Linked DNA regions of Homo sapiens: regions 2 and 3 are each linked to region 1. Evidence: chromatin loops called from intact Hi-C (ENCODE). Cell type or tissue: Calu3. All regions are shown on one strand.

Region 1 (8,000 bases):
GACAGTGGAGGGAGGGAGGGGTTAAGTGACCTGCCCAGAGTCACCTAGCTAGTAAGTGGGACTCCCGCTTCAGTGCTTTTGAAGCTGCCACCCAGTGCTTCTACTTTTTCGCTCCAGGAAGCCCACCCGAGTCCTCCAGGAGCTGGACCTCGGGGCCCTCCGGTCCATCGAGAGCTCCCCCGAGATGAAGCCTCCCAGGTACAGGAAACTTCCCGCACAGCCCCTGGATAGGCCGCGGTGGAGCTCAGTCCTGGTCTCTTGGAAGTTGAAGTTTCTTTATGTTTCACCATGCATACTTATTTCTCGGTGACAAGCTTCCTGTGTCTCTCTTACGAGAATGCTGACCAGGCTTGTCTGGGGCTCACCGTGAGCACCCGATGCGGCTGGCAGGTGGAGGACGTTTGTGTGTGGATCATGTGTTTGGGCCCCTTCACAACAACTCGTACCTTTTACTGCCAGCTGCTGCCAGGGGCTGTAGGCATCCCACTGCCGCTTACAGAGATCCAAGTGTTTGTTTCCCAGTAAGCCATGGAGTTTAGAGTTGAGCAAAGGCCTGCCTGGCACACGACTGCCACTGGGTCGGCCGAGCCCTGGGTCTGCAGCTCCCTTTAGGAGCTGGAGGAAGGGCCACCAAAGCCATGGGTGGCGTTTCTTGAGCTGCATCTCAGGGTGGGGCAGCACACCCCAGGCCCTGTGCCCTAGGGGCCTAGATGGGGTAAGCACAGATTTTCTCTACCGCTGGAAACTTAGGGAGGAGGGCTTTGCAAACAGCGACTGAATGGAGCCAAAGGGGATTCAGGCATCATGGGATAAGCAAAGTGAGTATTCAGTCTCCAAATCTGAGACCTCAAAGTTCTTGAATTTCCTGACTGCCTCAGTCTCCCAGCCTATGCTTCCTGAGTCCTGTTAGCACCTGGGGCTGTTGACATGCAATTCTTTGGTCATGTGTCTTAGTCAGTTCTAGCTGTTATAACAAAACACCACAGACTGGGTGGCTTATAAACCACAGACACTTCCATCTCACAGTTCTGGAGGCTGGGAGTCCAAGACAAGGTGCCAGCAGATTCAGTGCCTGGTGGGGCCCCTTTTCCTGGTTCATGAGATGGTGGCTTCTTCCTGTGTCCTCACATGCGGAGGGGGCAAGCTGGCACTATGGGACCTCTTTTATAAGGGCACTCATTCCATTAGTGAGGGCTCTGTCCTTGCAGCCTAATCACCTCCCAGAGGCCCCACCTCCTCATACCGTCACCCTGGCAATTAGGTTTCCATGTGTGAATTTTGGAGGGACACATACTCAGATTGTAGCATCATGTTCACCTTATTTTCTGTGGGTGCTGTCTCCTGGACTTAGGCTGAGTCCTGCACAAAGAGAGCTTCCATGTGGGGCTCCTGACCCCCTCCCACTGTGTCCCCTGCTGTGTAACCTCTGCATAGGAGGGACTGAAGAGTTGTCAAGAGGCCTGGTTTGGGACGGTCCTTACTGGTCATTTGAGGAGGTAAAACTTCCGTGAGGTGATTACTTTAAATAAGCTTTTAAATGTGAAATAATTTTAGATTAATAGAAGAGTTTTACAGATAGTACAGAGAGTGCCCATATCCCCTCCATCCAGCCTGACCTACTGTTAACATCGCACACAGCCACGGCAAATTAATCTCTACCATGAGATGACAGCACTATTCACGAAACCCTAGACTTTCTTCTCATGTCCCCGGTTTTCCCACTGATGACCTTTTTGTGTTCCAGGATCCAGTCTGGATGCCATGCTGCATTTACTTGTCACATCTCCTTAAGTCTCCAGTGTGTGACAGTCTCTCGGTCGTTCCTCATGTTTCATGACCTTGACACGTGAGGAGTCGGGTATTTTGTAGACGGTCCCTCCGTTTGGGTTTGTTTGATGTTGTTTCGCAGTTAAAATGAGGTTATGGATTTGGGGATGGAACACCGTGGAGGTAAAGTGCCCTTCTTGTCACATCGTATCAGGGGCCACATGTTACCAACACAACTTAATAATGGTGATGTGAACCTTGATCACTTGGCTAAGGTGGTGTCTGCTTGGTTTCTCCATTGGTAAGCTACTGTTTTTCCCTTTCTCTACTCTGTGTTAGATTTGAGTCTGTTAAGTCCAGCCCAAACTCAAGGGCAGGGGATGGGGTGGGGAGATTAATCTCCAACTCTTGGAGGATGGAGTAGCAAAGAATTTGTGAACATAGGTTGCCAAAACCACCACCGTCATTGACCCATGTTTTCGGAGAGATGCTTTGACCCTATACAGATACCCTGTTTCCAGTGAAGTTGCTTTTCAAATGGCTTTGTTCAGTTTTGAACATGATGCAGGCTGTCTCCCTCTTCCCAGGTTCTGACATGAGGTTTGTGAATTTGATTAATAAAATGCATAGGGAGAAGCCGATTTCTTTGCCTATTTATGATGCTGCATCAGAGTTCTGCTGGCCGTTGCATTTTAATATTGGGAAATCTGAAGGCTGTGTCTCTTGGGGGTGACACATGGGAGCTTGAAGCAGAAGAGCTGGATGGGCCCCAATGTCAGGAGAATAGTGGTGCTTACTTATTGCATATGGGACTCACTTGTTTGCTTGCGAAGGTAAGGTAACAACTTAGAGGAAGTGTTAAGATAACGTCAGTAGCAGACGATATTTTTAGATGCTATTTTCTCTACCCATGTCTATGAACTCTCAATTGCCCTGTGTGAATTTAAGGGGAAAAAATATGGTTTTAAGTAGCTCTGGCCCTAACTGACCCTGTGGCAAATTCAGTTGGCTCTGTTGAAGGATTGTTAGGCTGGTGGTGTGTTTACGTGTTCCAAAATTCTCAGTCAACTGCTTGGTGAGTTATCTGTGGAAAATTCTATATAGAAGATGCTGTTCTTAGCATTCTGACCAACTCTGTTATTGATCTATGACTGCTACTCATTTTAGCAGAATAGTGGGGAGGTCAATCTCCTACAGGAAAATAAATACGTAATGGTTTTTTAAGTAAATATAAATTGGGATTATCTGTTTTTGAGCATCTTTTCCAATTCCTGGTGACACATAACTGAGGTGTGAAAGCATGCAGTATACCCCCACCTGGTGGCAGCACACCTGACTATTTGTACTTGGAACAAGGCTGATCTGTAAGGCAAGTGGGTTGCAGATGATCTGCTCCAGCAGGAGGTGAACTGTTGAAATCTGGAACTTTCTCTTGCAGGACGATTTCCTGTTCAGTGTCTCCATTTTAAGTGGGATTCTTTGCAGCATCCTGGCCGTGTTGAAGTTCATGCTGGGGAAGGTTCTGACCAGTAGAGCACTCATAACAGATGGTGAGTAAGGCCAGGGTGCCTAATCTCTGGGGGCTGGGCTCACAGTGGAGGAAGATGCTGTTTGGGTCTCTTTTAGTTGTTTCCCTTGCTGGAGAACTCAATAATTTGGAATCCATTTCTCACTCTCCTACCCGCCTCAAGTTGTTTAATGATTCTCAGAGCTCCCATATCAGGGCAGATATCCTGTGCCCTGGGAATTCAATAAACTCTTCATAAATCACCTCCACTCTGACCTCCTAGCAGGGAGGCTTGGGGCTCCCCAGCCTCTTAATCATGAAGCACAAAGGGCTTCCTGGAGTCTTGGGTTTTATGTGCATTGCTCCCCATAAAAAGTAAATGCCTTTTCTGGATTCTATAAATGTTTCCTTTGTGAATTCTCCATGCTTGTTTTTCCTTCCAGCTAGTGGGACACTCACCTGGGAGTTCAGGTTGCAGTTACCAGGTGTCTGCTCTGGGGAAATGACCTGTGTGTTTTCTGCTTAGAATCTCAACCAGCTAGAAAAGTCTGTGTGTGTCCCTGTGGGACAGGAGGAACTTTCTTTATGACCTTTGGGATGACAGAGAGGGGTGTGTGAGTGCAGGAAAAGTACGTTTCAGGCCCCAGACTCGCTGATATCACTGATGTGTAGACAAGAAACTTGACAAGCAGTGCCTCCTGGACATGTTGCTTTGATTTATTCCTGGGCATGTGCGGAGCCCAGGGGTCACGTCAAAGGGCAAAAGTCTTGTGGGTTGGTGGGTTGGTGGGTGCATCTGCACAAAATAGAGCAGAAATATGTGGATTCTTTTTTAAAAAGTTTATATATATGTGTCTGTATATGTATATATGTACACACAAACATGTTTTATGTTATACACACGTGTGTGTGTATGTGTGTGTGTATATATATATATTTTTGTTTTGTTTTTGTTTTTTTTTTTTTTAAAGATGCGGACTCACCATGTTGTTGCCCAGGCTGGTCTCAAACTCCTGAGCTCAGGCAGTCCTCCCACCTCGGCCTCCCAAAGTGCTGGGATTACAGGTGTGAGCCACCGTGCCCGGGTAGATTATTTTTTTAAGAAATACTTCCTTGTCCAAAACTCTCAAGGCTCTTTTGTGTGTGAAGTGTGGAGTGCAGACATGCATGGTGACAGTGACAGTTGTGGGGCCCTTCTCACCCGCAGGACGGAGCATGGTGACATGGCATGGGCTCCTTGTCTTAGCCGATGTTGACCTGCTGGGTGCAGAGCTGAGCTTTGCACAGTGGGCAGGGACATGGGAAGCCAAAGTGACGTTTCCACCCTGGGACAGAGCTCTGGCCCAAGAATCCATCTGCAGAGGTGGTGGGACTGTCGACAGGTGGCGGGACTGTTGGCAGATGTGTCGGCAGTTCTAGGGGGTGAGGGTGGGGGTGTGGGCTGGTTGTCCTTGTTGGGGAGCCAGGAGTCCCTGTGCCCACCGCCTGCTCCCACTCCTCCTCCTGAGTCTGCAACACGGTCTCTTGGGAAGGCAAGAGGACGCCCCCAGCTTTTCACCCATGGCTACCCTCGGAAGAGCATCACCCGTGTGCATGGATGTGCGTGGGGTTCCTTTGAACAGGCCTGAAGATGTTGGGGGTTACAGGACCTGACATCCTGACTGCAAAATCCCAGACCCCAGATACTCATCAGTTGACCACTACCAGGCTGGCAGCACTGAAATTGCTTGGGGTGTTTGCTGAAAACAGATTCCTGGGCCCACCCCGAAGATTCTGACTCCAGGGGATTGAATTGGGGCCCGGGAACTGATGTTTTATGCCAGCCCCCCAAGACTATGTGGTGCACACTGAAGTTTGGTGCTGCCCCTGTGCCTGCCCCAGGGGCCAAGTACAGCATCTCCCCAGGGAAGGTGGCCCCTGCTGTGTCCAGCACTCCTGCATGCCATGTGACCAGCAGCTCAGAGTCCTTCCTAAAGTCGCCCCGACCAGCAGGGCCTGCTGTTGGTTTCTGCCCTTGTGAGATGCCACCTTGCTCCTGGGGTTGAGGAAGCCTTTAGTTCATATGAAACCAAACCTACTTAGATGGTAAAAGCAGTTTAAAATGGCGAGAGGATTGACTACCTTGACTGCCTGGGTTAAGACTGCCTCTTTCCTGTGCAGCTTTCAGCAGTGCTAAGGCCCCTCATGTGCAACAGGCAGGCAGGACCCCCTTCCTCAAGCTCCAGATGAAGCCCTGGGTTGCTGCCTCCTGCCAGGCTGGGAGAAGTCGGGATCCTGCTGCCGTCAGGTCCTGGGTTTGATGCTGTTGGAGCGTGAAGTTGCAGTAACACCGGATCAGCGGGGTTTTACACTCTGTTAGGTGCCGCACTGGCTGGGGAAACCAGCTCCAAAGCTGAGCCTCCCTTTCCAGTTTCTGCCTTATTGCTGTGAGGCATCCTGCCCTGATCCCCAAAACGTGGTTGCAACTCAGCCAAGCAACCCCTCTGCTATAAATACACAGGTCTTTCTAGCACAGCCGGATCTAAAGAACTTGCAGTTCAGCCTCCTGAGAATGACACAGCATACTGAGGCCACAGCCTGGGCTTCTGGGGTCTCCGTCACCCACTGAGACATCGTAGAATTATAGCCAGCTTGCGTCAAGTTGACCCTAATACATTGTCCTGCAAGACCCAGGTTCATCTGCATGGCCTTCCTTGTCTGGGGCAGACCTGGGATTTGGGGTAGGGAGTTCACCCACTGGGATTTTTGTAGTCTGCTGCTTTGTGGTCTGCAAAATCAAATGCCTTCCTTGGCCATGGAGCCCTTCTTTCCTTAGGGATGAGTGTAGCCAGGACACCAGGTGGGTTCTGTGCTGAGAGCCGAGGGATGAGTGGGCCCTGGCCAGGGGTTTGGGTTGGGACCTCCAGCTGCCTTAGAGGTCCCTTTACGTGGTTCTGAGGGCCACACTCTGGCCCAGCCCTGTAGGGATGCAGAGTGGAGGCCTGGCTGGCCTCGGCTTCCCTCAGCTGTGTGTGCTGCCCACCTGCCCTGCAATGTCTCCTCACCTGGAACAGGAGGGAAGGGCAGGAGCCCTTGGGGTAGGCAGTGTGGGTCTGAACAGCTTTGTGGGCTCCCAGTGGTGAGTCCATAGCAGGCAGCTCCTCGGCTGGTTCCCAGGCAGGCTGTCAAGTCCCTCTGGCTCGCAGATCTGTGGGATCTTTATCCACCTCACTGACCGCAGTTGGGGTACAGGAAACCTCATTCGCTGGACACCTGGCTGTGGATCCAGCAGTCAGAGCCCCAGCAAGAGTCCCTGGCCCCACCCTGCCCATGACCATGGGACTTGACCCCCCTCCTTGGAACACTGGCCCTGTGACTTGGTTGGTGCTGTTTCCTAACATAGATATTCCAGATACACGATCTCGGTCTAGGCTTCACTGTTCTGGCTTTCATCATGTTATGTGGTGTACAGAGGAGAACAACAATAAGGCTGCTTTTCTAATGAAACAACTTCTGACTCTGGTTTGCGCACATGAATCCATCACACACGTAAGCAGTATTTCCACCATACTTGTGAACCAGGGAGGAGGTCATTACAAAGAAAAGTGGGGAGTTTGGGTGAAAACAGTCTCATAATCAGGTGAAGAGTGGGGAAGAGCCGTCCTTCAGGCGGAGGGAGTCCGAGTGAGGAAGGGGCATGGGGGAGTCCCTTCCTTACTTGGAAGTGGGGGGACAGAGCATGGCAGGGCTTGAGGTCTAGGGTGGGATTTGGAATATTTTGCCAAATGTTGAAACAGGTAGGGTGACATGAGTGCTGTTTTCTGCAGAGCCCTCTGGTCATTGGTGGTGGGGAGCAGAGTCGAGGGAGCTGGGAGCTGAGCAGAGGGAGGCCTGGGGAGTGGAGGGGATGGCAGCTCGGATAGGGTGAAGGAGAGGGTATGGGAAGTGGTAGGGTAGGTATAGAATGGTCAGCGTGGGGATGAATCGGCTGAGTGGGTTTAATGAGAGAGAGAGACAGAGAGCAGAGGCAATGCCCCCCGCCCCCGAGCCTGTTCCCAGGGGGCCCTGTGCTCTGTGGCCCTTCGATCCCCTGCTAGGTGGGTGTGTTGCCGGCAAAACATGCAGCAGTAATTACAGCCTCCTGCTAATTGTACTATCTGGGATCTGGGCTTCTTACATTCATTGATTAGCAGAACTAGGGAGCGATCTATAATTATCTTCTCTGTTCTTTCCTCACTTTGGAAGGTGGGCGGGCAGGATGGGCTCAGGGAGCCATGGCTGTCATGAACGTTGGGGGTTCCCTGAGGCTGCCAGCCAGGCTGTGGCAGAGCCAAGCATCCCCTTTGTGGGAGAGGGCCGGCTTCCCCTGTCAACTGGGTCCCAACCCGGAGCCAGGCTGAAGTGGGCCAGGCTGATGCTGCCAGCTCACTTGTCGCTGGGGTGTCCTTACAGCTGGGAGGCAGATCTTCAGGGAAAGGGACAGCAGGGTGTGGCCGATGGAGATGATGGGGAAATTCCAGACTTCCCCACTTCACCCTGTGCGGTGCAGTGAATCTGGTCTGATCTGGTTTGTGGCTTTGGATGTGTTGTCATCATGGGTTTGTTGCTATTGGGACTGGGCTGAAGCTTGCTTTGTACTAGGGTAATGTGATTTTGTACAACAAACACACACTACAAATCAGAGGAAGAGCATGAGAGAGCACTGGGGGAGCGCTCTGGACGAGGGGCACAGCTTCAGTCCTACAGG
Region 2 (8,000 bases), 310 kb before region 1:
TACACCTAACTGTCCTAGGGAGGGGGATCTTTTTTTGAAATAAACACTTTTTTCCTTAGGCAATAGATATATGTTACATGTGCACTCTAGAAAATTAGAAAATATAGGAAAACAGAGAATAAAAATCACCCATAACTCCACCACTTGGGGAACCACTAATGCAGCATTTTTCTTCTAACCAGTTTTTGTAATTGTCAAGAGTATGTAGCATGAGCAATTTTGAATCATTTTTTTTACTTCATATTATATCATGAGCGTTTCCAACATCACTATAAATCCTCTGAAAATATTGCTTTTAATGATGACACAATACTCAACCATTTTCATCTTCTAAAATGGACTTAATGTTGCTGTTTTGAGCATTTAAGCTGTTTGGGATTTCCAGTATAATGAATAACAGTGTAGTGAATATTTTTGTGCAAAGCCTTTGCTGAATTTTGGATTATTTCCTTAAGGTAGATAACCAAAGATGAAATAAGTGGTTTAGAGGTGTGGCTAATTTCAAGGTCTATGAAACTTCTTGAAAAATTATTTTCCATTAGGTTTGTACTAGTTTTCTCTCCTACTAGCAATATGATGGGCTGGGAAATCTGCGTGTAGTAATCTTAGTGGCTCTCAAAGATATTTAACTGTAACTCACCCTAAAAAACACATTTTGTATCTTAACCAAACACACCCCCACACACTCATAAATGAACTGAAACAAAGCTTTCTCTTTGAACACATAATGCATTCCTCTGATGTTGTGTTTTCTTTTATCTCCTATTCTATTTTTTTAAATGCTAGCTTTAATTCATAAGTTGATTTCAAGGCCTATGAATAGGTCATGACCCAGTTTGAAAAAACACTGGTAAGATCCTGGGAGAGGACACAGTTGAGTGTAATTCACACATGCACCTAGGAGGATCACAGGAACTACCCCTTTTAAACATATCTCAAGACCCAAATTTCCTGCCACTTCAAGAAACATGCTCGTTTGATGAAATGATCATAGCACTAGATTAAAACAACATCTGCATTGAACAGCTGACCACCTTTTAAAATCTGAATTTAGCCCTGCCTCAAAGCCTAAATGTCATTCCCATTAGTTCTACATTTTTGGATGTTTGTTAATTCAAGAAATTCTCACAGGCACACATCTTGTGATTTCTATGCATTTAATAATGGAAGATGAAGTGGCAACGATGCAGAATTTTGAATTCTGTGAGATTTTGATGTAACTTCCACCTTTGGTCTTATCAACACTTTTGTGTGTCTGTGAGTTCTTCTACCTAGGCTTTAAAAAAGATTTAGACTTTCCAGCTAACATCTGGGAAAGGCAAATGAACAGCAGTGGGTTTTCAAAAATAGAGAAAAGGACATAGAAGAAAGAAAACAGGCTGGGCGCAGTGGCTAACACCTGTAATCCCAGCACTTTGGGAGGCCGAGGTGGGCAGATCACCTGAGGTCAAGAGTTTGAGACCAGCCTGGCCAACATGGTGAAACCCTGTCTCTACCAAAAAGTACAAACATTAGCCAGTGTGGTGGTGCAAACCTGTAGTTCTAACTACTAGGGAGGCTGGTGGAAGAATCACTTGAACCCAGGAGGCAGAGGTTGTAGTGAGCCAAGATCAAGATTGTGCCCCTGCATTCCAGCCTGGGTGACAGAGTGAGACCCTGTTCCAGAAATAAAAAAATTAGAAAAGAAACCATCTCTATTTTTAGATAGATGTCAGATTAATTTTCCGGATTCAGTGTAAGAGAAATCCCTTCTTCTGTTTAACACATGAAAATTTATTTTAAATCTAAATATATTAAATACAAACATAAGAAAATATATTAAATACATATCATAGGCCACCCAGCTCTAAATTTTATGAGAGAGCTGAGGGACAAACATTTCATGAAACATCATATTTTTGATTGGTATTCTTTTTTCTTTTTCTTTTTTTCACCTGGTAAATAGAGAATACTAGAAGAAAGACAACAATGTGAAACAGTTAGACATAAAAGATTATAAAAAAGTGCCTCAAAAATTAGATCACCTTTTATTTATGATACACTTTTCCTGCAGAGAATTCAAAGCACTTCACAGACATCTTCCTTATTCATTTCCACAGTCCTTTAGTGTAAGAAACAGGCAAAAGAAACTTATATCCATAGTACAGAGGTTTAGGAGAAAAGAAGTTTTGCAGCCCAAGGACCTGCCCAGATTCCAAAAGAAGATTGGACAAAAATAATTTTACACTTAAAAATTCTAAATGGTTATCTCACACGTGCCCTGTGCCTTCAACCACAGGGGACCCTCCGGAGTTTGAGGTTCTGAGAGCAGTGTTCATTCATTAAACACAGCACCAACTGTGTGGCCAGGCGCTATTTCAAGTGCTTTTCAAATATCAACTTATTTCACGTTCATGACAACCCTAGGAAGTGGGTACTATTATTTCCATTTTACTGACGAGGAGACTGAGGCACTGAGAAAAATGACTTGCTCAAGATCACGGCTAGTCAGTGGTGGGACTGAGACAAGAGAATAGGGTCTGGAGGCAGGGAAACTAAGGCCAATTCACGCTGACTTCCTAGAACTAAATCAAGAGGAAAATCCCAACTTTCCATGCCTAAGTAGCAAAAGGACCAGAGGCTACTCCCTTTGCAACCCCTACCACCCCACTTTTCTGCAGGCATATGGAAAATGGAAAGTACCTCTGATTGGTCACAACCAATCAGACTGATTGTGAGCCACTACTTCATTTGCATGGGGTAAACATCAAGTAGCCAATGGGAAACCTCTGGTGGGTATTTGGACCCCAGAAGATTCTATAACCGGCTCTTGAGCGTTTGAGGCCCTATGCTCGGGACCTGCTCTTACCCTGTGGAGTGTAATTTTGTTTTCAATAAATTTCTGCTTTTTTGCTTAATTCTTTCCTTGCTTTGTTTGTGCATTGTGAACAATTCTTTGTTCAGAATGCCAAGAACCTGGACACCATCCACTGGTAACAGAACTAGGGTCCGAAGACTCCAAGTCTGGTCCCTTGGGCTCAGTGATTATACTCTGTAATGATTATACTCTGTAAATGAATGCTCACCCTTTTCATTGGAAAGCCACCCTTCACTGGGATTTTTTGTTGTCTGCTACATCGGGCCATATTTTTTGACATGTTCGTTTCTGTCAGAGAAGGAATCCAAAAGCCTGTGTGTGTGTCTGTGTGTGTATATGAATACACGCATATATACTCACATACATATATGAAGCAGGATAGAAGTTTACACACTACAACTCACACACACACAAAGCCTGTAATTTTGTATTTACTCAGTGAGCCCGTCTTGCCCGTGTTGAGGAAAACACTTAAAATTTTATATTAAATTTAACTCAGTCTCCCAGTTTAAATCTGTGAATTGTGGGTAAATAGTGGATTTTTACCCTATTTACATTCTTTCTCAAGACTGTATCTTCCCCTCTCCTTGGGCACCTGGGTATAGGTGGCAGGTGGTGGGGCGGGGCGGGGTGGTGCCCTCTATGGGTTGCCCCTGCTGACCACTAGATGGCCCTTGTCCTACAGGGCCATCTCTAACCATGATGTTGAGGACAAATAGGTCCTGGCTGGAATTTTGGATGTCACCACAAAATATGAAGGTCCCTGCTACATCCTTCAGTCATAAGATCTTACGCTGTGGGGCCTCCTCTTTTTGGTGCCCAGGCTTTCTCTGGTCCACCAATTTTCTTAGTATTTCCACATCCCCTCCTGGAGCCCTGCATGCACCATGTAGACTGTGGTCCACTGGGACCACTAACTCCACTTGAATGAAGCTGCTCCACCACTTCCCTACAGCATCATTGCCTAGTGTGGGACTTCCTTTCCTCCAGCTTCCTCATGCATAGAACCCCCAGTGTTCTCAGGTTTCTTCAAACGTAAGAGTGGGCTCATTACACGTCTTCTGGAAGTTTCCACCCCCCAGGACAAGCCAAGGCATTTGCATTTGATCTTTTGCCCCCTTTCCTCTTCCCTTTTCAAATGTTCCCCCTTTATCCAAGTTCTTTCCTTCTCTATGATCGAAGCTTTTTTTCTTTTTATTTAAACAGAAGGTTTCAGAATTTAGAAAACACCCTTGTCATTCAACAAAGCCCAGCTTTCAAGATTATTGTCTTCACCATGGAATTCAAATATACTTGAAACTTAAAGCTGAGCTATGATTTCTTTGATCTCAGTGGTGTCTGCCTTCTCTCTGAAGCAAAGAAGGCCGCTGCTTCAACAGGTGGGAAGTTGCTCAGCAACATGATTTACTGGTAATGATAAATAGCATTCCTTGATTCAAGTACCAGTACTAGAGAACAATGAGCCTTCAACTTAAAAGTCTTAATTATATCGGCCGGGTGCAGTGGCTTATACCTGTAATCCCAGCACTCTGGGAGGCCGAGGCAGGTGGATCAAGAGGTCAGGAGTTTGAGACCAGCCTGGCCAATATGGTGAAACCTCATCTCTACCAAAAGATACAAAAGTTAGCCAGGCGTGGTGGCGTGTACCTGTAGTCCCAGCTACTCAGGAGGCTGAGGGAGGAGAATTGCTTGAACCCGGAAGGTGGAGGTTGTGGTGAGCAGAGATCGCGCCACCGCACTCCAGCCTGGGGGTGACAGAGTGAGACTCCGTCTCAAAAAAAAAAAACACCTTAATTATAGACTACTTATGGGAGTAGAATAATATTAGGGGTAAATATAAGTGAATGGGGTCTTTTTAAAAATCGCACAGTAGACCGCTGCCATGGCCTTGCCTCCCATCTTTCTTTTCTACTGCAGTCTGTCCTCGATGCCCTTTAACAAAATATTTTTGTAATAAGTTCCTTCTGTGTTTAAAATCTTTTGAATTCCTATCACCTTCAGTATTAAGTTCAATATTCTCTGTGATCTGGGCACTGCGTGGAGCTTCAGCTTTCTCTGATGCTACCCCAACCACTCTATCCTGCACCCTCCCCACCCAGTGCATCCTATGCCCCACCTGCCAAAGAGCTTAATTCCCTGCAGACTCCCCGGGGACCCCACAGTCACAACAGCAATCCCTCACACATGCTGCCATCCCACTTGAATGCCTTTCATTCTGCTCCTCCACCCTGGCCACTTGGCTAATCCTGCAAGACTCAGATCAAGTGATCACACCCTGGAAGATCGCCCCTCAAGCCTTGATGTATTGTGATGTGTCTGATCCAAGCAGCCTGATGACCCTTTATCCTAGTATTTAGCAAGCTGTGTTTTAATTGTCTATCTCTAAAGTATTTTGTGCAGTCCACATATCTTAAATACCATTATTTCACCAACGAGAATGCATATCTAACCATGAATCACATTAATCAACAAGTCGCCAATTTCATCATTCAACAGCAATTTCTGACATTTACTGTCCTAATTGGCAAAGCATTGATGGAAATGCGATCAGAAGCATGTGTTGTGGCCTTTCTGATGTAAAGCCAACTGATCACCCCTAGAACACATATGTTTGATTAAGACAACTGACATGCTCAGAGATGACATTTGAACCATCTAGCACATATGTCTAGCACACCTGGTCTATGATGAAATGTTTAAAGCAATTTATAGACATAGGGACATGCTCTTCGAGATGTCAAGAACATCTGTTCCGAAAGCTCTCTCCTGCTGTTGCCAAAGTCCCTACTTCCGGAATGGACTTCTAGAACAGCTTTGGGCTAAATATGAACATAGGTCTTCTTGACCTCTGTGACACACTTCGTTACCTGGCCTTGAAGCAATATTGCAATAAAGTGACCACCAGCCCTTATCGTACCTTTGTGCAGATTAGAAAAATGCCCCTTCCTCCAGGTGGATGCAGCCAGTGCCAGGCATTTCAATTAGCAGGGAACGAGCTGGATTTGCATGCCTACTCGCCCCCTTGGCCAGGTGGCTTTGTGTGGAGTGGAGAAAAGTCCCTGGCTGTCCATGTATAGATTCCCATAAAAACCCTCAGAAAAAGAACTCCTTTAACTTTTTCCTTCAGCTCCTTGTCTTTTGCAAGCAATCCTCCAAGTGCATCCTCCCCTTCACAGCACACACGTACATACACCCTAGTGAAATGTGAAAAGGCAACCACTCATCCCCACAGGAACAAACAATCATCCAGGCAAATGCTAGTCTCAGTTCGTAGACAGCCAAGAAAGATTGTGCTTCCTCTCTCTTGCTGTGCCCCTCATTTCCCCTGCTCCCTTGAAAAACAAAGTAGAAGCTTCAGAGAAAAACAATCTAGTCTTGTGACTATGTATATAATTAAAATACAGCATTAAAAATCGACTTCAAGTCGATGGGACCATGTATCACTTAGGATGCTTTTGGTGGGAACGAACAGAAAACCCATCTCAAAATGGCTACAACTATAGGGGAATGTATTATGTCACTGTATAGGAGAATGTATTATTTCACTCTATAGGGGAATGTATTGTCTCACTCAGCAAGAAGTCCTGAGGTAGAGCAGCTGCAGGGCCAATTAGTCCAGCAGCTCAAACAACATTCTCTAAAGCCCAGGTTCTTTTCACCTTTTCCCTTTGTTATCTTCACATATCAGCTTAGCTCACTCTCAGTTACGAAGTGGTTGCCCTTGTTCCTGGCTTCACATACAGACATGGGCGTGTCCAGCAGAATAATAGGAGCTTTTTGTTTAATGTGCTTTTTGGTTCCCCACTCCCCAGGGAACTAAAGATTTCCCTTCTAGTTCTTAGCCAGAACTCTGTTCCATGCCCACACCCAAATGAATCACCTCCAGGGAAATGGGATTGCCAGGCCTGGTTTAGGCACTGCCACCATTCACCCCTGGAGCTGGGATGAGGAAGGAGGGTTTTTGTCGGGGTGCTCAAGGAAGTGAGTCAAGTTCAGGGCGGCTGGAGGGAGCATACATCCCTCTGGATGCCCTGGCCTGTCATGCTGTGGTGAGGAGTTGGCCTTTATCCTGCCTGTCACATGGAGGCATTTAGTATCTGTTTGTAGAAATAATCTTGAAACTACAATCTTTAAGTAAAAATTGTCTTCCATTCACACACTGCTCTCCGCTGTGTCTCTTCTGAAGAAGCCTAAGTGGAAAAGGATAAGATCACTTATCTTGTGCTTTCGCGTTTCCTGTGGGGAGGACTCCCCCTTCGAAGTGTCAGGAGATTATCTGATGAAGCTGTTTATAAAAGCAGGGCTCAGGCACTCCTCTGGGACCCACATGCACGTTCTTCCACAGGCCACACCTGGGCCCAGCAATGGTTCTAATCCAAGAGGGCCTCATCGCATGGGGCTGGGACATCTGTGCCATCCCCAGGCCCCAGCAGGCCTTCCTCCTCATTAAATGTTTCTGTTGAGGCAGTTTTGGGAAGCATCTACCTTTTTCCCCAAAGAGAGTTACTCACATTTTCCCGAATTAAACTTCTCACCCCAGGTAATTTTTATTTTGAACCCTCTTTAGGCCCTGAATTGTGACTTTTAGTCTCTGAACTTCATATCAGGTTCTATTTTAGTAAGCACTGCAAATGTCAAGGTAATGACATGTGATTCCTTTTTGGGAACACTGTGGAAGATGCTAATGGAGAAGTGTGTCACCAGATGACCTCCTGAGGTCCCCAGAAGAAACATATATAGAGAGGGAATCCACTTCCACCGGACTGGCCTCTGTGAATAGGGAAGGGAAGTCATGTTTGCTGTGACTGTACTCTAGGCCAGGGGCTTTGCAGCCATTTAGTCTGCCTAAGAGACCTGACGTGGGCATTACCATTTCCATTGTTCAGACATGGAAACTGAGTCTGAAAGAAGTTAAAGAACTTGCTCAAGGGGGAATTTGAGCCCAAATGTGCTGCCTCTAAAATCCGTGCTTTTATCAATGCATCATGCTGGGCTCTGGCAGGAGTGAGTAAGGCTGAGTGTGCTGAATTCATTGTGATAAGAGGCGCTGACCTCCATGGAAAGGAAAACCCTGAGCCTGGGGCCCCTGGGGTCATGTCACACTTTCACTTTGTCCTGGCCAGAGCATGTGGGATGATGAGGC
Region 3 (8,000 bases), 430 kb before region 1:
ACAAGAGGGCTGCAAAAGGTGCTCAAAAGTCATCTAGCCATCCCCCAGCTGCTAGACATATGTGTTGTTGTTTTCACATGGCCCTAAATAAAAGTTAAGCTTTTTCAGAGCAAGAGAAGTGATATAAATGAAGGGTCTCAGATGAGGGTACAAATCCGTACATCTTAAAATTTTCACATAAGAAATGGACTCCCCAGCTATAAACTATATCAACTCTGCTGAAAGAAGAGATTTAAGAAGTAACTTTGTGATACCCTAACTGATTTGTTTATCCAGCTTGCAAAGGACAGGTATGTAGCTGAGGATGGAAGAAATATATGGGGTTGTGTGACATCCATACCATTAATGTGTCCTTCTATATTATGACCACTTCAGGGTTCTTACACAGCCTTGAAAAGTGGGTGATTTGAGGCAGGACCTCTTACTCAGGGTTCTTCCCCAATACATACTTAGGCCATCCTCCTCTAGAGGAAGATTTCAGAAGTGACTATTGCTGCTAGGAGGAACCATGTACTTTACCTTTTAAGATAGCTTAGTACCATGTATCCTTTGAGGGAGGTACCCTTCAGAGTGTTGGATGGAGATCTGATCCTGGAGTCAAGGGATTTGGGATCGCATCCATACACTATAACCCACCAGTTATATTGCCTTTGGCAAGTCACTCAACTCCCAAGTCTTGTTTTCTTTCTCCACATCTTCATGGTAGAATGCATCTGCCTATATACAGCAGTCCCCCCTTATCTATGAAGGATACATTCCAAGACCCTCTGTGGATGCTATATAGAATCCTATATATACTGTGCACAAATTACTTTTCCTTTCTTCACAGTTACACAGATAGAAGATGCATTCTTACAAAGTAAGATCTTAGCAACCTCAACATATAATTTTTCTTTCTTTCCTTATTAAGTTGAGAACTTTCACCTTTTCACTTAAAGGAAGCACTTTACAGCTTCTCTTGGGCATATCTGAATTGCCAGCATTACTACTCTTGTGCTTTGGGGCCATTATTAAGTAAAATAAGGTGAGTTGAGCACAAGCATGGCAATATGGCGACAGTCCATCTGATCACCAAGATGATACTAAGTGACTAATGGGGAGGGAGTGGATACAGCATGGAGACCCTGGGCAAAGGGATGATTCACATCTTGGGCTGGAGAGAGCAGGACAGTGTAAGCTTACACCATGCTACTCAGAATGGCATGTAATTTAAAACTTATGAATTATTTCTGGAATTTTCCATTTAATATTTTTGGACTGTGGTTGACTGGGGTAAGAGAAACTGTAGAAGGCAAAACTGAGGATAAGGGGGGACTGCTATACCTTCCAATGTACTTATCAAATGGATTTATTTATTTTATTTTAAATTTCTTTAGTGGTATTTACCTTCGCATGGTTCAAAATTCAAAATGTCTAAAATAGATACTTCATTCCTAGTGCCTTTTTCTTCCCAGAGTTTGATCAGTTTCTTGTTTATGTTCCAGAGATATTTTATGTTTATACTCCATAAGCAAATACTTATATTCAGGCATATAAAGATTCTTTTTCACAAAAGAGGTATTGGATCTACAAATGGAAGTATACTATACAAATTGTTTTATACCTTGCTTTTTAAAATTTAATGTATCTTGGAAATTGATTTCTAATTTATTTATGGTGGCATAATTTCCATTGTGTGGATATATTATGATTTATTTAACTATTCCCCTAAAGATTGTTTTCAGTATTACAGCGTTACAATGAGTACCCTTGTACAGAATATCATTGTGAATTTGTGTTAGTATAAAGCCTTTATGCAAGATTACAGAAAAAACTTGAAAGTGATAAGCACATAAGAATAAACAATAAAAGGCATGTAATAATAATTACTATTATTCCATTAAGTTTTTAATCAGGATATGTGGGTCATCTGGTTTCTGTTTAATTTTGGTTAATAGAAAGTTTTTCATTTTCAACCTTTGTTGTTTAAAAAAAAAGATAAAAAATGCCTTTATGACAGCTTCCTACTTTAGGAAGGAAGTGGGTAAATATTTAACAATATTTAGTAGGTAATATTTAACAGTTCAAGACTTTTAGTGCCAAAAGGGACACTTTGTGTATAAAATAGTCTAAGGTTTCCCAGTTAATAACTTGTAACTAGTATACTGAAGAATGAATTTTTCTTGGCATCTGTTAATGTACTTTAAGCCTATTGAGAAGATTTGATGAACAATATCTTTAATAGTTAAGGCAGGGAGAGTTCAAGGTAACTTTTGGATTCTAGTTTAGAAGAAAGCCAAGAATTATGCAAAAGGATTACAACTAAAAGTTTTGTAAGATTTATTAAGAGTTTATATATTCTCATATTGTTATTTTTGGCCATCCCTGACTCCTGGGAGTGATGGGCAGTGAAGGTCTTAGGAAGAACTTATTTTTTTGGAGGATGGGGGTGTGGAAGGAGTGGCAAAGGAGAGGGAAACTGAAGACACTGCATCTCATTTTAAACTCATCTTGGTTTAGGAGTCTAAGGGGTAGACTAGGTAATGGTAGCATTATAGCACATATTAGTATCATTTACCTGCCTTAAAAGTCAAACGCCGGGAAAAAAAATAAAGTCTAGTTACTTAAAGGATCTGATTCCTTGGATCCTTTTAATCAAGACTTTAGTTTCATCATCTAAATAACTAGAGTTATTACAACTTTTGAGATTGGTAGATTTGTAACAGAAGTAATATAGAAAAAATTTAGACATTTTTCCTATGATCTATCTAACATGCAGGCATATTTTATTGTCATATCCTTCTATACAACTTTCTTTCTTGGGTTTATGAATTTAGTTGTACTAGGCTGACTTTCAGCTTTGTCATTTTTTTTGTCCTTTAATAGTTTAGCTATTTATGGAGATAGAGTAATAGTTTTAGGGAATTCAGTGTAATGGTTCCTCTGTTCTTTGTTTTTATATATCAAAGTGCTCTGAAACCAAACCCAATTAGAGCAGGAAAAGTCAGTAAGAAAGCCGTGAAGTAAAAGACATTATACCTTTGTTTCTTCATCAAATTCTTCCATGGACTCTATTAGTTTCCCAGGTTCCAGCTCACCTAGTGGAAAGGGGTAATCGGTTCCCAAAATGACTTTATCCTAAAAAACAAAATATATATTTCTCTGTTGTTTTGTAAAACATGAAAGAGCCTCCTGTAAACAATTGTTTACTTATTACAAACATTCCTGTCATAAAAATAACACATTTTTTCCTGATTAATAGAAACATAAAACTTGTCTAAAATTTTAAAAAGATTTAATGGTTCAAATTTTATTCTGACTTTTTTTTTCCAGCAGGTGTCACTATTAGGTCTCTTTGTTGCAAATCAACCCCATTCTCTCTCTTTTTAAATAACTGAAATATAGAATACTGAAATATAAGAAATTGATATTTATTTACTAAAATATATATATTCAGATGAAATTAAGGGATTCTGTCTTTCTTAGAATGATACATTGCAATTGATTCCACAGTTTTTCAAAACATACTATTAACAGAGTAGGAAAGGAAACATAAAAAACAAATAACTCGATAAAAAGTAAAAAAAAAAAAACAAAAACAAAAACAAAAAATAGAAAAAGAAAATCCCCTATCTCTGGATCAGTTCCTATAAACAATTCCTATAAACTGGATCATAAGTTTTTGAACAGTATAGCTTTGAATTTCCATTTGACACTTTATACAATAAAATACGTAGGCTTGTCAATCTACAAATATATTAAGCACTGTGTCAGACAATGTGCTAGAATTTAGATGTACCCTTGTCAACAAAACAGACATGGTTCCTTTTCTGAAGGAACTCATAATCAAGTGAGAAAGATATTATGTCAATAATGGCAATTTATCAAAGTAAAATAAAATAAAAATTCAAACCAGAAATTTTACTTCTCAAAATGTATTCCACTCATACACTTGTGCTGGAAAGATATACAAAGAAATAAATTGCAACATTATTTGGAACAGCAAAAGACTGGCCAATTAAATTACAGAATATCTCCAAATAGAAAAGAATAAAGAATACTTACATATGCTGAAATGGAATAATCTCCAAGTTACAGTGTAAAGAAGAATGATCTTGAAGTTATAAAGAGAAATAAAGAGTCTAGAACAATGTGTCTGCTATGCTTTGATTTCTGTTTTCAATAAGGTACCTATAGACCCACAAATATATGTTTGTATATATACAGTCTATTTCAGGAATGGTATCTAAGAAACAAATAACATTAATTTCCTCCATGGAGTAGGACTAGGGCTTGGGGGTCAGAATATCCCCTTTTCTTTTTTTTTTGAGATATAATTCACATACCATAAAATTCACCCCCTTTAAAGTGTATAATTCAATGGGTTTTAGTATATTCATAAGTTTGTGTAATCATTTCCACTAATTATAGAATGTTTAAAAAAATTTTTTTCATCTTATATAACCACAGATTTTTGTCACCTCCAAAATAAACCCTGTACCCATTAGCAGTGACTCCCCATTCTTTTCTCCCTCCAGCCCTTGGAAAACACTAGTTTACCCTCTGTGTCTCCAGAATTGCCTGGTTGGTACATTTCACATAAATGGAATCACATAATATGTAGCCTTCTTTCATTTAGTTTAATGTTTTCAAGGTTCACCCATGTTATTGCTTGAATCAATACGTACCTAAGAGTGGAAGTGCTGGCGCATATGGTGAGTCCATGTTTAACATTTTGAGAAACTATTTTCTACCATGGCTGCAGCTTTCTACATTCCCACCAGCATGTATGAGGGTTCCAGTTTCTCCAGATCCTCGCCAACATTGGTTATTCATCTTTTTGATTATGGCCATCTCAGTAGGTATGAGGTGGTATCTCACTGTAGTTTTTATTTGTATTTCTCTAATAAGTAATTATGTTGAACATCTTTTCATGTGCTTATTGGCTATTTGTATCTCTTCCTTGGAGAAATGTCTACTAAGATCCCTTGTGTACATTCATGTCCATTTTGTTATCTTTTTATCATTGAGCTATAAGAGATCTTTGTGTGTTCTGAATACTAGAGCCTTATAGATACATGATTTGCAAATATTTTCTCCATTCGGTGAGTTGTCTTTTTTACTTCCTTGGTATTGTCTTTTGAAGCACAAAAGTTTTAAATTTTGATGAAGTCTTCTTCATCTATTATTTTCTTTGGATGCTTGTACTTTTGGTGCCATAGCAAAGAAACTATTGCCTAACCCAAAGTCACAAAGATTTACACCTATGGTTTCTTCTAAGAGTTTGTGGTTTTAGTTCTTCAATTTAAGTCTTTGATCCATTTTGAGTTAATTTGCATGGTGTAAAGAAGGAGTCCAACTTTATTTATTTTTTTTACATGTGGATATCTACTCTTATCTCACTATCATATGTTGAAAAGACTATTCTTTATCACACTGAATTGTATTGGCACCCTTGTTGAAAGTCAGTTGATCTTTATGTCTGTCTTTAGGCTAGTCCCATAGAGTCTTGATTACTGTAGTTGTGTAGAAAGTTTTGAAGTTGGGAATGTGACTGTGCCAATTTTGTTTTTTCTAGATTGTTTGGCTATTCTGGATCCCTTGCATTTTCTTTTTTGAGACGGAGTTTCACTCTTGTCACCCAGGCTGAAGTGTAATGGTGCGATCCTGGCTAACTGCAACCTCTGCCTCCCGGATTCAGGCAATTCTCCTGCCTCAGCCTCCCAAGTAGCTGAAATTACAGGCACACGCCATCACACCCAGCTAATTTTTGTATTTTTAGTAGAGACAGGGTTTTGCCATGTTGGCCAGGCTGGTCTCAAACTCCTGATCTCAGGTGATCCACCCACCTTGGCCTCCCAAAGTGCTGGGATTACAGGTGTGAGCCACTGCACCTGGCCCCCTTGCGTTTTCATATGAATTTTTGGATCAGCTTATCAATTTTTGCCAAAAAAAAAAGACATCTGGAATTTTGATAGCAATTGCATTGGATCTGTAGATCAATTTGGGGGGTATTGCCAGTTAGCAACATTAAGTTTTTGAATCAATGAACATGGAATGTCTTTTCATTTAGGTCTTCTTTAATTTTCTTCAACAATGTTTTGTAACATATATATATATTATATATGTTATATATATATTATATATATAACATATATATATTTTTTTTCTTTTTTGAGATGCAGTCTCACTCTGTTGCCCAGGCTGGAGTGCAGTGGCACAGTCTCAGCTCACTGCAACCTCCACCTCCTGGTAAGCTATTCTCCTACCTTAGCCTCCCTAGTAGCTGGGATTACAGGTGCATGCCACCACACTCGGCTAATTTTTTTGTATTTTTAGTAGGGATGTGGTTTCACTGTGTTAGCCAGGATGGTCTTGATCTCCTGACCTTATGATCCACCCGCCTTGGCCTGCCAAAGTGCTTGGATTACAGCAGGGTATATATTTTGTGCCTTTTTTGGCTATATTTTTCACAAATGTTTTTCTTGCTGATGCTATTATAAATGGAATTGTGTCCTCAATTTCATTTATGGATTATTCATTGCTAACAAATAGAAATACAATTAATTTTTTATTTATCTTGTACTCTCTAAGCTTGCTGAATCTATTAGCCCTAATAGTTTCTTTGTGGATTCTTTAGGATTTTCTAGATACAAAGCCGTCTCAATTGCAAGTAGAGAAAATTTTTTTCCTTCTCTTCCAATCTAGATGCTTTTTCTTTGTTTTTCTTGCCTAATTGCCTTGACTAGAGCCTCCAGTACAATGTTGAATAGAAGTGATGAGAATAGAGCCTTTCAGTCTTTCACTATTAAGTGTGATGTTAGTTGTGGGTTTTTCATGATGCTTTTTATTAGGTTGAGGATGTTCCCTTCCACTCCTTGTTTATTGAGCTCTTTTATATTTTTTGAAGCATTGGTGAAGAATTTGTTTTAATTCTTTTTTACATTTTTCATAGAATTCACCAGCGAAGACATCTGGTCATCAGCTTTTCTTTGTGGGAAGATTGAAAATTATTAATTCAGTATCTTAATATAGACCTGTTTGAACTTTCTATTTCTTCTTCAGCCAGTTTTGTTAGTCTTTCTAGGAATTTCATAAATCATTTAGGTTATTTCATTTGTTGTCATATAGTTGCTCAAATTTTTACTTATAATTCTTTTTATTTCTGTAAGTTCTGTAGTACTGCCGTCCTATTTCATTTGTGATTTTAGTATTAGTAATTTGAATCTTTTTTCTTTATTTTTGTTGGTCAGTCTAGCTAAAGGTTTGCCGATTTTGTTGATTTTTTCAAAGAACCAAATTTTGGTTTCACTGATTTTCCCTATTGTTTTTCTATAATCTATTTCTTTTATATCTGCTCTAATATTTATATATATTTTTCTGCTTGCTTGGGATTTAGTTTACTCTGCATTTTCTAGCTCTCAAGGCCAAGTCCTAGGCCACCGAATTAAGGTCTTTCTTCTTTTTTAATATAGGCATTTACAGCTATAAATTTTTCACTAAGTACTACTTCTAGCTGCATCCATAAGTTTTAGAATGTTGTGTTTTTGTATTCTATTCATGTCTAATGTTTTCTAATTTTCCTTGTGACTTCTTCTGTCTAGTGTCCTTCCATTTTAGCCTAAAGAACTCCCTTTGGCATTTCTTGTATGGCAGGTCTACTAATGATGAATTAGCTCAGTTTGTTTCATCTAGAAATGTCTTAATTTCTCCTTCATTCTTAAAGGATAGTTTTGCTTGAAATAGAGTTCTCACATTACAGGGTTACAGTATTTTTTCTTCTTTCTTTTAGTACTTTAAATTTGTCTTCCACTGCCTTCTGGCCTCCGTGGTTTATGAGGAGGGCTAAGGATAGAATCATAGGAATCATCAACATGGTGGGTGGAGTGATTGCAGAAATGGAGGACAGGGGGAAAATGCCTACAAAAGAGGCAGAGAGAGACAGGGAGGTGGAAAGAGAACTAGAAAGAAGTACTATCTAAAAAAATATGTAGCCAGCACAGTGGTTCAAACCTGTAATC

Evidence for each region. Hi-C counts contacts between places; a loop is a spot of excess contacts. Peaks named below come from ENCODE experiments on the same cell type or tissue, not always from the same donor. Only the 100,000 strongest peaks of a DNase experiment are listed, where the experiment ranks them.
Region 2: it touches region 1 in a loop (4-fold over the local background); 20 of 110 quality-filtered maps call a loop at or near these places.
Region 3: a loop joins it to region 1, with 10 times the contacts of the local background. A loop is called at or near these places in 79 of 110 quality-filtered maps.

The regions. Positions count from the first base shown.
Region 1 is chr2:134,461,431-134,469,430 of GRCh38, reverse strand. It overlaps TMEM163 (transmembrane protein 163), which reads left to right. Exons shown (of 8, transcript NM_030923.5): 6 at 3,206-3,317. Among named protein-coding and RNA genes, the nearest start is that of MGAT5, 210 kb to the right of the region's middle. RefSeq lists a silencer at 2,919-3,213. In Calu3, no CTCF peak of the experiment used is centred here; a DNase peak (open chromatin) is centred at 3,090.
Region 2 is chr2:134,774,083-134,782,082 of GRCh38, reverse strand. No RefSeq gene overlaps it. Among named protein-coding and RNA genes, the nearest start is that of TMEM163, 59 kb to the right of the region's middle. In Calu3, a CTCF peak has its summit at 3,564 (motif pointing right); a DNase peak (open chromatin) is centred at 6,782.
Region 3 is chr2:134,893,458-134,901,457 of GRCh38, reverse strand. ACMSD (aminocarboxymuconate semialdehyde decarboxylase) reads right to left here. Exons shown (of 10, transcript NM_138326.3): 9 at 3,019-3,117. The region is part of intron 1 of CCNT2-AS1 (CCNT2 antisense RNA 1); the gene reads left to right. Among named protein-coding and RNA genes, the nearest start is that of CCNT2-AS1, 21 kb to the left of the region's middle. In Calu3, CTCF peaks have their summits at 3,069 and 3,271 (motif pointing right); no DNase peak of the experiment used is centred here.